Regions from separate parts of the Mus musculus genome. Here region 2 is linked to region 1. A link is a contact called in ENCODE POLR2A ChIA-PET data. All regions are on one chromosome and are shown on one strand. Each heading gives the region's core, a stretch centred on a gene start or an enhancer-like site at or near the end of the contact. The rest is flanking DNA. Distances are from core to core; before and after follow the strand shown. Region 1 holds the start of Mrpl34 (mitochondrial ribosomal protein L34). Region 2 holds the start of Slc27a1 (solute carrier family 27 (fatty acid transporter), member 1).

The links. ChIA-PET counts read pairs that join two places held with the same protein, here RNA polymerase II (POLR2A).
Region 2: POLR2A ChIA-PET joins it to region 1 with 13 read pairs in embryonic stem cell. The contact joins the promoter of Slc27a1 here to the promoter of Mrpl34 in region 1. POLR2A ChIA-PET finds 5 or more read pairs at or near these places in 4 of 5 experiments (Patski and embryonic stem cell).

The regions. Positions count from the first base shown.
Region 1 is chr8:71,459,826-71,467,754 of GRCm38, reverse strand. It overlaps Mrpl34 (mitochondrial ribosomal protein L34), which reads right to left and starts at 2,829. Exons shown (of 2, transcript NM_053162.2): 1 at 2,688-2,829; 2 at 2,002-2,505. The coding sequence starts at 2,752. The coding sequence ends at 2,292. It overlaps Abhd8 (abhydrolase domain containing 8), which reads left to right and starts at 4,098. Exons shown (of 5, transcript NM_022419.3): 1 at 4,098-4,289; 2 at 5,783-6,509. The coding sequence starts at 4,280.
Region 2 is chr8:71,566,776-71,574,704 of GRCm38, reverse strand. It overlaps Slc27a1 (solute carrier family 27 (fatty acid transporter), member 1), which reads right to left and starts at 4,111. Exons shown (of 12, transcript NM_001357182.1): 1 at 3,817-4,111. The coding sequence starts at 3,983.

The sequences.
Region 1 (7,929 bases), core at 1,580-4,079:
TTTCATACATGGGTTCTGAACTAGCGCTGTGTGGCATGAAGCTAAGGCTTCCATTGTGCTGTCTTCTTCTATGGCTCCCCACCTCACTGACTGGCCTGTTCATTACACTGTGTTGTTGTGTGTGATGAATGTGTAGGGGGCAGAGGACCCCTCTTACCCACCTTCACATGGGTTCCAGTATCAACTCAGGTCACCAGACTTGACTGGCAAGTGCCTTTTCATGCTGAGCTATCCCACTGGCCCTCGTTCACTTAGAAATAGGAATTCATGAAGTCCAGGTTGGCCTTACCTTGCTATGTTGCTAAGAATGATTTGTTCTGATCATCCTGCCTCTGAGACCCTGGAATCTCAAGTGTGCTTCACCGGGGTGTGTGGGGTGCTAGGTATGGAACTTGGGTTGTTCCATGCTGGCCAACTGTTCTGCCAGAGGCATAGCCTCAGCCCCTTCATTTATATTTTATGACAGGGTCTCTCACTGAACCTGGAATTGGACCATTTTGGCTAGACTGGTTGGCTAGCAAGCCCCCAGGATCTGCCTACCACTGATTCCCAAGTGCTTGGGCCACTGATATGTCTGGCCTTTTGTGAGTATGGGGATATAAACTCAGGTCTTCAAGCTTGCACCATAAACAGTTCACTCACTGAGACTCTCTTGGATAATTTTTTATGTCAACTTGATACAAGCTAGAGTCCTTGGAGGAGGGAGCATCAATTAAGAAAATCCTTCCATAAGATTGGGTTGTAGGCAAGCCTGTGGGACATTTTCTTTTCTTTGAGACAAGGTTTCTCTGTGTAGTCCAGGCTGGTCTCAAATTCTGAATGCTGGGATTAAAGGTGTGTGCCCCAGCTGGAAGAAAGGACTGGGTCTGCAGGAGGGATTGGATAGGGGGTAACTACAACATAGGGGGGAAGCCTGAGGGACCTGGAATTTGGACCCCTGAGGTAGGACTAAAACCTTGGGCCTCTGGAGAACTATAGCAGGTGTTAGAGCCAGACTTAGGGCAAAATCTGACACTGCCTACCTATCCTCCCCACAAGAGTGCCATGTCTGGGAGGAGGGTCAGGAATTCAAGGCCATCATGGCTATACATTTTTTTTGTTTTGTTTTTGTTTGTTTGTTTGTTTTTCGAGACAGGGTTTCTCAGTGTAGCCCTGGCTGTCCTGGAATTCACTCTGTAGACCAGGCTGGCCTCGAACTCAGAAATCCACTTGCCTCTGCCTCCGGACTGCTGGGATCAAAGGCGTGCGCCACCACACCCGGCACATGGCTATGCATTTTATTAATCAGAGATTATTGGGGAGGGCTCAGCCCATTGTGGGTAGTGCCATGCCTGGGATGGTGGTGCTAAATTCTATAAGAAAGCAGGCTGAGTAAGCCATGAGGAGCAGGCTGAGCACAAGTGGCACCCTTCCAAGGCCTCTGCATCAGCTCCTGCCTTCAGGTCCTGCCTGACCATCTTCAGAGATGGACTGTTAACTGAGACAGAATAAATTGTTTCCTCTACCAGCTGTTTTTGGTAGAAACCAAACTAAGCCACAAGTAAATGGCATATACAACATATAAATACATCAATCTAAAACAATGCCACACTGGGTGATTTAAGAGTGGTGCTGGCTTCCGATTTGGCCCGATGTCTCGTCTGTAGTTAGTAACTGACTGTCCTCTCCTTTTATGGTGTGCATTCCTGGGATTGAACTTAGGTCCTGAAGCATTATTTAGCAAACGCCTTTACCTGCTGAGTTATGTCAGCAGCCCCTGCCTTGTCATGAAGGGACCCGTTGTCTGATGGGTCACGTGGATTTAGAGCTGGGGTGTTGGAGCACATGGGGGTCAGATCTGAAATAGAAACATAGAGGCCACAGGAACTGAGAGAGAATACTTTCCTGTATGGGGACACAGAACCTATGAACTAAAAGCCCTGTTGGAGTCCTGGGGTCAAGCAGAAGCCCCAAGATCCCTAACCCCGACCAGTCTTCCAGAACTGTAAGTTAATACATACGTAGTGGTTCAAGAAACGTGAATATTTATTAAGTCGGTAATACTTTGGAATGGCTGGAAACGTAGGGGTGGTGTCTGTGTTTTAATGACCCCGTCTTGCAAAGATGCCTTCAAATATATTCACAGAAATGGATGAGGTATCGCAGGTGCTGGTGGTTGGTAAGCAGCCGTCGACGGGGGATGCGTCTAAAAACCTACGAAGGGACAGACCCCCACTTTCAGCTTGCCCCAACTTCTCGCCCTCGGGCAACTCTACCGGCGTCTGAGTCTATTCCCTGCGACGTTGCGCTCCTCAGTGGCTCAGGGACTTGCGGCCCTTCAGCATGCGACGGAGGATGACCTGCACGCCGGCAGGCGTGCTCAGCCGACGGACCCAGCCGTGCTTGTGCTTGCGCTTGATGTTGCTCGGCTGATACTCGTTTCCGCGCGCGCGGCCGCGAGCCTGCTGCAGGGAGAGGAGAGGCCAGGAGTCCGGGAGCCCCATCCAGACTCTGGACTGGAGATACCTGTGGGACCAGAGGAACCGTGAATCTCAGAGAATGTACGCTGTATGACTTTCTGAGCCGCCTTTGTAATGGGCAGGGCAACAAAAGAGCTTGTTTACAAAAGGCGCTACATAAGTACGCATGGTAGTCTATAGAGACCACCCTTGTTTCCATTCTGGAGCAGGGTATCTCTGAACACTCACCTGCCACTCAATAGGGCCACCGATCTGCAGGCCTGGCACCCAAAGCACCGGGCTAGGAAAGCCATATCCAGCGGCGGGTCAATGGTCCGGTCGTCCGGGTCAATGCCAGTTCCTACACTCTGGGCTCCTTGACAATGCCTTCTGGGAAATGTAGTTCTTGTTGCCGCGGGGCCTTCCGGGAGCTGTAGTTCCACACCTGCAGGTGACGATAGTGGGGTGGGGGTTGGGGGATGTCTGTCCTCAGTGGCATGTAGTTCTCCAAAATGACCAGGAGAGGGCGAACGAATGTAAACTCCTGCGTGTGCGTATGACATTCTGTCCCCCTGGCCTTCTGGGAGTTGTAGTTCTTCGCCTCGGCCACTGGTAGAGGGCGCCCCAGAGTGGTGGTGACGACTCTGGCAGCAGTCTGGAGAACTGGCTGCTGGCCTTTTCACCCGCCCTCATTGAAGACGGGCAGCTGGCACGCAGCGGGCTGGCAGCTTCTTGGCGCCCGCAGCCAAGACTTCTCTTGGCGCGCGGCCCGGATGTCCTTGAGTTCCAGCTCTTCATAATCTCGAAAACTCGTGCGTTGTGAATTTGCTCTGGTTAGTTTAATCCTTCAGGCTGGCCTGGGGGAATTTTCTTCCCGCAGCTCAGATCTGGACTCCTGTTCACACACCTTCCATAGCTCTCCACTGTTTAAAGAAGATGTCCAGACAGCCGTGCCAGCAGCCACAGGAAGCCGTACACACCAGCATTTCTGAAGTTCATGGTCCTTACCATGAACTAAATGGTAAAATGGCTAGTTGTGCCTACAAATAATTGAGGCGATGTGTTGAGTACTTATTGTATGTAGAAGGTGTGTAGAAGGGATGGCGACAAGTGTTTGGGCTGCACCTTGAGCCCATGAGCGAACAGCGCGCCAGGGTGGGAAGGTTAGCCTGGGGCTCAGTCTTGGTGTAGCAGAGACCCCATCACTAGGATGCAATTCCCATTCGCTAGTTCTGCAGCAGCTCTGACACTTCTGACACAGCCTCTGGTTCAAATGCCTGCCTTGATGTTTTGTCTGTTTCCCGACCTGAAAGTGTAGAGATTTGGAAGTGTGCAGAACGAGAAGGTCAAGAGACAGAGGGCATACCGCCTTGCGGGAGGCAGAAGCTGGCTGAGGAGACCCTGTCCCAGACAGAGCACATCCACCACACCCCCAAGCTACTCGCTGTCCCTCGACTGCAAGCCCTTCTCGGTCCAGGCTCTAGCCCATCCCTCCCTCATTCCCCCCAAACTCTTCACAGGGGTGGGGCTGCTGCTTGCAGACCGCGCGCTGATCCTGGGAAGAGAAGCCTCTGGTTGGACGGTTATCTAGGCCAGACGGCTCGCCGCTGCCATAGGCCGAGATGCCTGCCCATCTGCTCCAGGCCCCGCCCACGCTGGGTGGGACTTACAGGGCCGGTTTGCTACGCGGCTGCGGGATGCCCCTGCGTTGACCGTCCGGGCCCGCGCCTGTCCGCGCTAATGCGGCCAACCCCGCACCACCATGTAAGCGGCACCTGCAGGTGGACGCTGGCTTCTCCGCCCGGGACCCCTGCGTCCTGCCTCGGGCCCCGGGCCCCTCGATGACCTCAGGTGAGCTGGCTCTGTTCCCCGAGAGAGGAGTCACCAGGCTGCCAGGCCTCCACTGAGGGGTGGGGGGTGTCGCTGCCGGGGGTGGATAACCGCCAAGCTCCGCATTCGTACTGCTAGGATGCTGCGGAACCCCGGTAGCCTTGACCCCACCGCGGGGGTGACGAACTCCAGGGAAAAGCGGGTCGGGCTGGGAAACAGGACTGGCGCTGCGCTTTAGAGAAGCCGCCACAGTCGGGGTTCCACAGCCTTAGAAATGAGGAGCAAGGCCTGCTTTCCCCTCAAGTGCATCCGGGGCTATCACGAGCGGGGTATTTAATGACCATCACTCCAGCGGCGCCCAGGCCGTGATGGAAAAACGAAGCTGGCCCCATCCCTATGCCTCAGACAATGGGGGTGTGCTGCTCCGGTATCCCCTGGAGTTATGTAACCGCCTGTGGTTGTCATGGACACCGGGGGGGGTGGCCAAGGGAACCGGATGGAGGCCCAGAGCCCCCAGTCAGGTTCTGCCTTTATCTTCCTGGCTGCCACTAGGGTTGTGTACCCTTTGAACACAGGATGCTGAGGGCAGCAACCTCCATCAGTTCTCGATACTGTGCAAGTCAGCTCTAGCTCTCTTCTGAACCTGGAGCCGGATACAACCCGAGTTCTAGTGGCCAACATCCTTCCCCCGCCTCATTCGTCACTAGTCAGATTAACACTAGAGGCCTGAGCTAAGAACTTTGACATTTTAGAATAAGAGCCAGGCTTTATGGGCTGTCATCTCACCACCCAGGAGCTTGGGCACAAGGTTGAGGCCAGCATGGACTACAGAATGAAACCCCGTGTAAAAGGTTGGCAGTGATCGGGGTTCACACTAGTCATTCTAGTACTGGCAGAGGTGGAGGCAGGAGGATTGCAAGGAGTTTGAGACCAGTGTACAGCCCAGGACGACAGAATGAGACCTTGTTTCAAAAACAAACCAATGGCATCATGTTGATGCACATCTGTCACCCCAACACTTGGGAAGGTAGAGGCAGGAGGACTGTGGGAGTTCGAGGTTCCCTTTGGTCTTAGGAACACCTGTATGCTCAACCTGCTACAACTCCGGAGGTGGAAGGCAGAGCAAGGTCAGTCTGGGCAGCATGAGGATTTCCAAGCCAGCCTGGGCTACATGAGTTTCTTTCTCAAAAGTAAGCATGCAAACCAGCTTGCATCCATGCTTGCATAAATCAGTGTGTGGATGAATTTGTACATAAAGATACGGATTTGTGAATAAATGATAAACTCCAGCTGGTGGGGCAAGGGTCTCCTTGCAATGGGCTCTTGCTTTAATGTTTTCTCCTTCTGGAAGCCCCCCTCCCCCATGCTCTCTTCAGTATTGTACTAAGGGACACCCTGAGAACTTGTCTGGCATTGGGGTGTCTGGGGAAACCTGGAAGGGGCTTCCAGGTCCTGCTTACCCGATGCAAGACCAGAGCCACCAACACTGAGCTAGCCACTGTTCCTCTCTCCAGAACACACCATGCTGACTGGGGTGACAGATGGCTTTTTCTGCTGCCTGCTGGGGACTCCCCCTAACGCCGTGCGGCCACTGGAGAGTGTCGAGTCCAGTGACGGCTACACATTCGTGGAGGTCAAGCCAGGCCGGGTGCTGCGGGTAAAGCATGCGGGGCCCGCGCCCATCCCCACGCCGCCACCACCACCTCCTGAAGATGATCCAGGGGTCAAGACGGGCCTTGTGCGCTGCCAGCGCCGTATCACAGTGTACCGCAACGGGAGGCTGGTGGTGGAGAACCTGGGCCGAGCGCCTCGTGCCGACCTGCAAGGCCGCAGTGGCTCCGGGGACCCGCCTGCTGCACTCGAGGTTGAGCTGGCTGAGCCCGCAGGAGGAGACACCCGGGCCAACCCAGGCAGCGGGCGACGGCGCCGCCCACGGCGTCCGAAGAGGACCATCCACATCGACTGTGAGCAGCGCATCACCAGCTGCAAGGGTGCGCAGGCTGATGTGGTGCTGTTCTTCATTCACGGAGTCGGTGGCTCACTCGCCATCTGGAAGGAGCAGCTAGACTTCTTTGTGCGACTCGGCTATGAGGTGGTGGCACCTGACCTGGCGGGCCATGGAGCCAGCTCTGCGCCGCAGGTGGCAGCTGCCTACACCTTTTACGCATTGGCAGAGGATATGAGGGCCATCTTCACACGCTATGCCAAGAAGCGCAATGTGCTCATCGGCCATTCTTACGGGTAAGATCCGAGTGGGATGCTCACAAACCATTCCCTTCCCCCTGGAGCTAGGTTGAGACAGGGCTTTGTGTACCCCAGGCTAGCCTCAAAAATCATTATGTAGCTGAGGCTGAACTTGAACACCTGGTCCTCCTGCATTTACATCCCAAAGACTAGAATAAAAGCCTTCTATGCTACCCCACGCAACAACTTCTTTACTTGGAAAATGAGATTGGGCTGGGCGTGTGGCTCAAAGCCCCACTGAGGGAGCTGGAGGCATAGTCAGGGTGAAACCTTGCCTAGAATCCTTTAGTGAAGGACAGGAGGCGTGGCTCAGTGTGGAGCCCTGCCTAGAATCCTTCAGTGAGGGGCTGGGAGTAGCTTGACACTAGAGCTCTGACCTAGTCATTAGTATCTGGTCACCTGTGGTAGCAAGTGTGTCATCACCATACTTAGGAGGCTGACATTGGAAGATAGCTCAAAATGTAAGGCGGGCCCCGGCTATGAAGTCGTTTCCAAACCAGGGCTACACTTATAGCAAAAACCTATGTTAAAAACAACAACAACTACAACAACTACAGCAACAACCAAAAAACAAACTACAGGGTATGGGCATGATACCCCAGAACTTCCAAGACCAAGGCAGGAGGATTGCTATGAATTTAAGACCAGTCAGAGCTATAGGATGAGACTTTGTCTCAAAAATCAATAAACAGCATTGAAAGCCAGGCATGGCAGCCCTCATCTACCGCCCCACCCTTGGGAGGCAGAGACAGAATCAGATGTAATGGTCACTCTCAGCTACACAGCTCCCAGACAAGTTTAACATACATGAGGACCCACATCCCTCAACACCGAAGCTGGGAAATCTCTCGGGGGTAGAGATGTGTACCTGGTATGCACAAGGCCTGGCTTCAATCCCTTGCATCTCAAAAAAAAAGTCAATAAACAGAATATTTTCTATCCTTAAACATTTAAAATTAATTTTGTTTTTGTTTTTACTTTTTTTTTTTTTCGGTTTTTCAAGACAGGGTTTCTCTGTGTAGCCCTGGCTGTCCTGGAACTCACTTTGTAGACCAGGCTGGCCTTGAACTCAGAAATCCGCCTGCCTCTGCCTCCCAAGTACTGGGATTATGTTTTGTTTTTCGAGACAGGGTTTCTCTGTGTAGCCCTGGCTGACCTGGAGCTCACTCTGTAGATCAGGCAGGTTGTTTTTACTTTTAAGACAGGTCTGTCTACATAGCCCTGGCTGTCCTGGAACTCACATGGTGACCTAGAACTCACAGCGATCCACCTGCCTCTGCTTCCTGAGTGATGGGATAAAAGGTGTGGGCTGCCATGCCCAGCCTAAAAAGTAAATTTTAAAAGCTGGTGATGGTAGGTCATGCCTGTAATTTCAGCACTTCAGAGAGTGAGGCAGGGGCATTCATTGCTATGCTCT
Region 2 (7,929 bases), core at 2,862-5,361, 110 kb before region 1:
TTCCACCCCTGAGGGCTGTGTCTGTCACAGACATGCTCCTGCATGGTGAGGATGTGCTGGGAAGCAGCCAAGGTCATACTGTCGTATTCACTGCAATGCAGACAAGCTGCCAGAACACGGTGACTGCCCGGGAGCTAGGCTCCCATGGCCCAGCTGCCCATGTGGGATAAGTAAGGCGAGTGTGAAGAAGACACAGGTATCTACTGGTTGGTAGGTGGATGAGCGAGCATCCTGAGCTGAGCTGATGGCACTCACCTGCCATCACAGGACCCGTGGGTTCAGGTCCACCTCAACTATATAGCAAGACCCTGCCCTAAAACGAAACTGGGGGCTGAGGAGACAGCTCAGTGGCGCCCAGCACCCATATAGTGGCTGACAAACATCTGTAACTCCAGTTCCAGGAGATCCCATACGTCCTCCTGTCCTCTCTGCACATCAGGAATGTACATGGTGCACATACAAATGTATGTGAAACACCCACTCTTATGAAATAAATTTTAAGCAACCATTTTAAAAATTGGTTTTTCATGCTCATCCTGGGGTTAAAGTCTGACAAGTTGGGGCTCAAGCCTGTATCTTTTAGGGTGTTTATGTTCTGGGCCCCTGAACAGTGAGTCCCTGGGGGGAGGTCCCTGAGATCCCAGGAACCATGGTCAAGGACCAAAATAAACAGAGGGTACCGTACTCACAAACCAGAACCCAGTTCAGATAAAAAAAAAAAAAAAAAAAAAGCCGGGTAGTGGTAGCACACGCCTTTAATCCCAGCACTTGGGAGGCAGAGGCAGAGGCAGAGGCAGGCGGATTTCTGAGTTCGAGGCCAGCCTGGTCTACAAAGTGAGTTCCAGGACAGCCAGGGCTACACAGAGAAGCCCTGTCTCGAACCCCCTCCCCAAATAAAGAAAGAAAGAAAGAAAGAAAGAAAGAAAGAAAGAAAGAAAGAAAGAAAGAAAGAAAAGAAAACCAAACAAACCAACCAACCAAAAAAAACCCAGAGTAAGAAAAACAAATACCACCACCAAAAACCAAAAATGGGGTGGTCCTGGCAAAGTCGTTTAGCTCAGCATTTATTAAACACCCAGTATAAACATACCAGTGCTGTGCTCTGTCTACAGTCTCCAAACTGGGACTTGACAGACAAGCTGATGGCTCAGAGATCTGAGTTATCAGAGATGAGGTCTCACACACAGCAAGTGAAGGACAGGATGAGTCAGAACTGAGAAAAGCTCACTCAAGACCCTCCATGGCTCACCACAGTACAGATGCTAGTGGCGCCCCAACAGCTGTTCAATGAAAGTGTGCTGCTCAAGGATCTAAATCAGAAATAAGAGGACTGCCTAAGGTTCACAGTCAGATCTCAGGTTTCTACCCCGCTCAGTGTACTCTTAGCACGTAGTCTTGACCACCTACTGTATGACCACCGGCTATGCTTAGAGCTCCACTAACTGCCCCAGGAACCCATGAAGATGGGAAAGGGGGTTAGTTTAGAAGACAGGGCTGCAGGAAGCTCTTCTGGAAGCTGCAGATGGGAACCAGGCCACAGCTGGTGGATCTGTGAGGCAGGCCAGGTTCCGGCAACAATGTGGGCCTGTCAGGGCCCTTCCCTCCACCTTGCCTCTCATCAGCAGGCCCATGCCAGCAGGCAGGGATCCGGTGTTTTGTCCCTACTACATGTTCTGGCACCCAGGTTGGCAGCTGCCCAAGCCACCCCCACACCGAGTACAAAGACACCTCTGTCCAGCCTGGCCCTTCCCAGGGCCTCTCCCGCCCCCAGCTTCTTTCATCCAGAGCCCCAGAACTCAAGCCTGCAGCAAAGTCCCTTGAGAGACTCGGCAGGGTTTGGCAGATGCTCCTGTACAGCAGGTGAACTGGACACAGCAGGGCGGGGATGTCCAGCACTGGAAGGCCGAGGCAAGAGAGTTGAGAGTTTAAAGCCATCTTGGGCTCTGGGGAGATCCAGGTTCAAAAACATTAACAACAACAACAAAAGACAAGGAGGGCTCAGCAGTTAAAAGTGCTGGCTACTCTTCTGAGGACCGGGGTTCAATCCCCAGCACCCACAGGGCAGCTCACAACTCTCAGTGACTCCAATTCCAAAGGATCTGACACCCTCACTCAGACATACATGCAGGAAAAACACCAACACATATGAAATAAAAATAATTTAAAAAAAAAACCAACAAAACAAAACAACAAAGACAATGAGAAAAGACAATTCCAAAAGTGAAGGCTGTTCACAGCAGCCAGCCAGGTTTGCAGTCACACTGCCACACCTGCCAATGGCCTCCTGTCATACTGGGTGAGTTATACACCCATGCTCTGCTTTCTTCTGCTCATTAAAACATATGTGAGAGCTTGTATGTGTGTATGTGCACACATGGGCACAGGAGCCTGCAGTGGACAGAAGATGGCGGCAGATGACCTGGAACTAGAGCTTGGTAGTGAGCCAGACCCAGGCCCTCTGGAATAGCATCAAGCCTTCTAGGTGCTGAGCCATCTCAACAAGTGGACTACACTCATTTTAACACTGCCACTGGCCCGTTAATCCCAGAGCCTGAGGCAGGAGGATCTCAAGTTCCAGACCAGCCTGGGAAAGAAAGACAAGACAGAGGAATGGGGAGAAAGACAAAAAAGAGAAAAGGAAGAAATGGGAAACTGAATTTCATGAAAGCCTGTCTCCCAAGGTAAAGCAAAGACTGAGCCTGGGCTCAGTGGGCAGAATGCAAAAGTCCTGTGCTACACCCTGGCACAGCAGCAACCTCATGTGTCACCCTAGTACAGGGGAGATAAAGGGAGAGGATCGGGAGTTCCAGGACAGCCTGGGCTCCATGAAGAGTTCCAGGCCAGCCTGGGCTACATGAGAGCCCATTTCCCAAAACAAGACCTGGAGTCCTTGGGAGCGACTGTCACTCCTCACAGTGTCATCTCTGACCACATGACTAATTTGCTTCAAATGAAGTTTCTTTGCTTCTTTAGGAGAAGAAAAAACAGAAAGAAAGAGAGAAAGAAAGAGAGAAAGGAAGAAAGAAAGTCAATCCAGGAAGCAAAGGCAGGTGAGAACCACTAAAAAAAAGAAAAGAAAAAAAGAAAGAAAAAAAGAAAGCTCAGAGCCAGTAAGTCTGTGACCCCCCATTCCACACCATTCTGCTCTGCCCCCACCCCCATAAACCTGTTTCCTCACTCTTAACGATGCCCAGTCTGCCTCCCTGAAGATCTGTGAAGGCACCCAGATGGTCCCACAAGGGTTGACCTGAGACTTTGAATTCCATCAACACTAAGGTTACCCCAGAAGCCTCCATGTTCCCTGCACACCCTGACTCCTCAGAGACGCTGTGCATACACTGTGCATACATAGAGACCGTCCCACCGACCCTGAATAATAGTCAAAGTTCCACACTCACATGTTATCTGAGGGGCCAACACTACAGATTCTTTAGACACCCTAGTCCTGTAGATTCCGCAAGATGCTCCTTCACCCCAAACCTGTTCATTCCAAGAATCTGGACAGTGGGTCACCCCACTAATCCCACAGAAGCCTCTCACAGTCTACACCACGCCACCGGAACCCCTAGTACTCTCAATACCCACCAGCTACCCACTCTAACGGTGGCAAACGACCACCCTAACAATTCCCCCCAGAGTTCTGTCTTCTGCAGGACCCTGCAGAGCCCTCCAGTCAGTCATTCCACCTTCTGGCCCCAGCCCAGACAATAAAACCAAATTCAGGCCATAAGGGGACCCTCACACCACCCTGCAAGACTCTAGCTCGCCCGAGGGCCATGCATCCACGACCCCTAAATTTCAACTCCATCTACTTACAAGAGGTCTCGCCTCGCCGTCTTGCAGACGATACGCAGAAAGCGCCAGCCGCCGCCACCCACGTACACACAGAACGCCGCCGCCGCGCTCCAGGTCCACGGAAGTCCCAGAAACCAAAGCAGCGCCAGTGAGGCCACAGAGGCTGTTCCTGCTCCAGGAGCCCGCATCCTGCGGAGCACACAGCTGAGACCGCAGGTACCGCCTCCCACCTAGTCCTGATCCCGCCCAGGTCACGTCACAGACCCTGGCCGCGTTCTTTTTCCACACTGTAGCCTAAACCCAAACGCTTTTACTACAAGCCTGGCCCCGCCCCCAGCGTGTACCTTAGTATCAGGTCCCGCCCCGCCGCCGCTGAGCTAAGCACCAAGAAAGCCAAATCCAACCAGTTTACTTAACATTGACCGCCTCAAGGCCTGGGATTGGCTACTTCCATATCAATCTTTATCCTCCGCCCATCAAAGCCAGACCTCCCCCCTTCCCCAAGCACTGACCACGTGGCTAGACACCCCCACGGTCAAGCTCCACCCTTGAGCTTCAGCCCTCCAAGCCTGGGGTCGCCTAGTAACCCGCACACACCTAGGCCCTTCGCAGCCAATGGTCCAGGCCATGCCCTAATGTCGCCTCATCCCTCCTCTGTGTCTCAAAATTCACTTGTTATCCTCATGCTTATCCGGCCTCAGAGGCTGGGTGTTCCTACAAGGACAGCCTCCATCATCCCCCTCATCATTAGGCCACGCCCCAACTGAGGCCTCTTTCTCCGCCCACATTGGGAGCCTCAAATCAAAGTCCGGCAACCTGATCGAGGCTCCTCCTCCAGATGAAGGCCTGTGACCCCACCCCCCTAGCTCACAGGTGATCACTCTACCCTCAAATCCCTCCCTACAGGTGAAGCCTTTGACCCCGCCCTCAGCAGTCCCAACATTCCGCCCCCATCCGCACCTCCGCACTGACCCGGGCTACGCGCCAGGTGATGCCTATGGCTCCGCCCACAGGCGCGGGCCCGCCCACAGTCCCGAGACTATCTGGCATTCGGGACCCAGATTCTACCTGAGCCTCCCGCGTTGCCTCCAGGCTTCGACAGTCACTGTTCACAGAGAGGCCCGGTCCGTGCGGCCCACCTAGTCCCGCCCCAAACCTTCCAATCCGCGGCCAAAAGCTCTCAGCCCCTCAACCCGGCTCCGCACCGGCCGACCCCCTTCCGGAAGGCTTAGGCCATCGAGAAGAACCGCGGGCCAGAGAGCCCGCAACCCAACGAGACTCTCAAGCTAGAGCGGCTAGCCCAGGGTACCTACGAGTCTCCACGGCAACCAAGCGGTGAAAACAAGCAGGTGCTGAAGGCGGGGCTATGGCTCCAGGGGTGTGGCTCCGTCCCGCTAAATCCCAGAAAGTCTGCAAGATCCCCATCCCTGCGCCCATGACCCACTCCCGCCCAGCGCCTGCCTGTGCTGGAGCTTGCCTGATCCAGCTTGTCCTAGATCCAAGCCCCGAGGCTTCTCAGCATTCCAGACTCCGAGAAAGTCGAAATTCACACCCGGGGGTGGAGAGAGCTGCAAAGGCAGCTCTTTGAGATAAGGAGCCCCCAAATCCCAATTCTACCTCCCAAACCTTAACAAGTCACATCCCATTACCCCAGGGCTCACATCAGCTCCCATCCTCCCTCGACATGACCCTTTCTTGCACGCCAGGAGCACCCCCAAGAGACCGTAATGCACCCCAGAATCTCTTGTTGCTCCCCAAAGGCAAGAGCCCCCTCAAGCCATGTTAGCATTCCAGAATCCTAAGCGCCTATCCAGAGGCGCCCCAATCCCTAGCCTCTTGCTGGGGTGCCCCCACCCTTGCTGTCAAGATGACCTTCTGAGGCTTACAGATCCCTGGCCCTTGCTGCTCCCTCGCAGGTTCTCACAGAAGTCTGGACTGGGAAGTTCTGAGCTCAGGCCTAGCTGGTGGGTCCCTTCAGGGGATGAGCCCTTTGCAGAGTCCTGGGCGCTTCTCACAGCGCCCCTGAGTGCCTCTACCCTGTCCCTCCCTCCCAACCACCCTCCCACACCCCCCTGCCCACCCTGCGGACTAGCTTGTTTTCTGTCCCGCTTGGCCGACCTTCCCACAGCTCTCCTTGGGAAGAAGCCAGCCAGGGCCTGCTTCCAGCGCCACTCGAAGGCCAAGGCTGGGCAAGTGCGGCCCCACCCCCACCCGCAGCTGCCATTGGTCTCAGAGAGGTGGGTGGGATGGGGGTGGTGGTGGTGATGAAGATCTCGGCCCAGCCAGCCAGGGGTCAACAAGAACCCTCTAGACCAGCCCTCTCCCCCTCTACCCCAGTTTTACAGGTAAAGACACTGAATGCTGCAGCCGTCCCCCCCAGCTGGGATTCAGCCCTGCTGCCTGCCCTCCTACTTGCTCACTGCCTCCTCCTGTTTCGATGTTCCTGGAACATCTCCTGTGCCCTTTGCCCCACTTCCTCCTCTCCCCAGCTTGTGCCCTCTACTCCCTTCCTCTTTCTTCGCACCCCCCCCCTTCTCCTAGTTTATAGAGTGCTAAGTTTAAGCTCTTAGGCTTAGGTTTAGGGCTCTTGACCCCTCATCAGATTCTCTGCACCTGCTCCCCATCCTTGCTCCCCAAAATCTGAAAGGTTGATGGCAGGCTGACTAGCTGGCTCTGCAGGTAAAGGCAATTGCTGCCAAATCTGAGGACTTCTGCTTGAACCCCAGGACCCACATGGTGAAAGAGAACTCCCAAGAGTTGTTTTCTGACTTCCACACACAGCACATCATACGTTTGCACACACATATGTACATACATACAAAGAAATGAAAATAAAGGCTGGTGGCTTGCCTCTGAGCCCCATTTTAGGAAGAGGGAGGAAGAGGCTTGTGAGGCTGAGGAGGCCTGAGCTATAAAGCTAGACCGTTCCTGACTGGGAAAGCTGAAGGTGTGGAAGAAGAGCCGCACTTGGTAGAATGCTTGCCCAGAAAGCAGGAAATCCTGGGGTCCTGCCTTTGCCTCATAAACAAGGCAGGGGTGGGAACTCCAAGGTCAACACTGGCTGCATAGCAAGTGGAGATTGCAGCGGGACACAGAGACCTGGGAGATGGAAGGAAGGCTCCTGTACTGACACCTTTAAAGCTAGCACAGTCAGTGCTCGTGACTAACCCCAGAGCTGACACTCGAGCAGAGTGGCCTTTATCATCTGCTTGAAACTGATGGAGATAGCTGAGCATGCCCAGGACTGAAGAGAGGGCTCAGCTGGTAAAGGCGCTTGCCGCCAAGCCTGGTGACCTGAGTTCAATGCCCAGGATGTAAGTGAAAGCAGAAAACCAATGCCAGCATGTTTTCCTCTCCTCACCATAAGAGCATTGTGCATGTGTGACCTCCTACCATAAACATGTTAAAACAGTGGGACATGCTCAGGGATGGGAGTCCACAGGACCTTGCTTTGGAAATGACACCTGTGTTCCTTCCTGTGGCAGAAAATGAACGTTTCTGCAGTCTTCTGCTCTCCTCTGTGCCTGCTCTGTCTTTGCAGACACCAGGATTCACACCCTAGTACAGCAGGAGGGTCAGGGTCAACCTTGGCTACATAGGGAATCTGAGGAGAGCATGGGCTACAAGAAATCCTCTCTCGAAGACAAGGCCTGACAGTACTAGTGCACGCCTATAATCTGAGCACTTGGGAGCCAGAGGCAGGTGGATCTCTGAATTCAAGGTCAGCCCAGGTTACAGAGTGAGTTCCGGGACAGCCAGGGCTACACGGAGACCCTATCTCCAACAACAACAACAACAAAAATAAAAACAAAAGTTCTTTAAGTTGTATGGGAGCATGTCCAACTTCCTTGAGCACAACTACCTTGAGTGACACACCTTGAAAGTAAGGGGACACACTTACTGGAGTTTATTGTTTTGTTTTATTCTCTGTTGTGGACAGCGGAAGCCAGGCCCTGAGCCATGCCTCCTCCTCACTGGGGTATTCTAGGCAGGGGCCCCAGTTGCAGCAGTGCCCCAGTTCCTCTCTTTTTTTTTTTTTTTTTTTTTTTTGACATATCTCAGGATGTCCTGGGTCTTGCAGTGATCCTTCTGCCACAGTGCTGGGCTCAGACTCTGTTTTGTTAGTATCTTGCA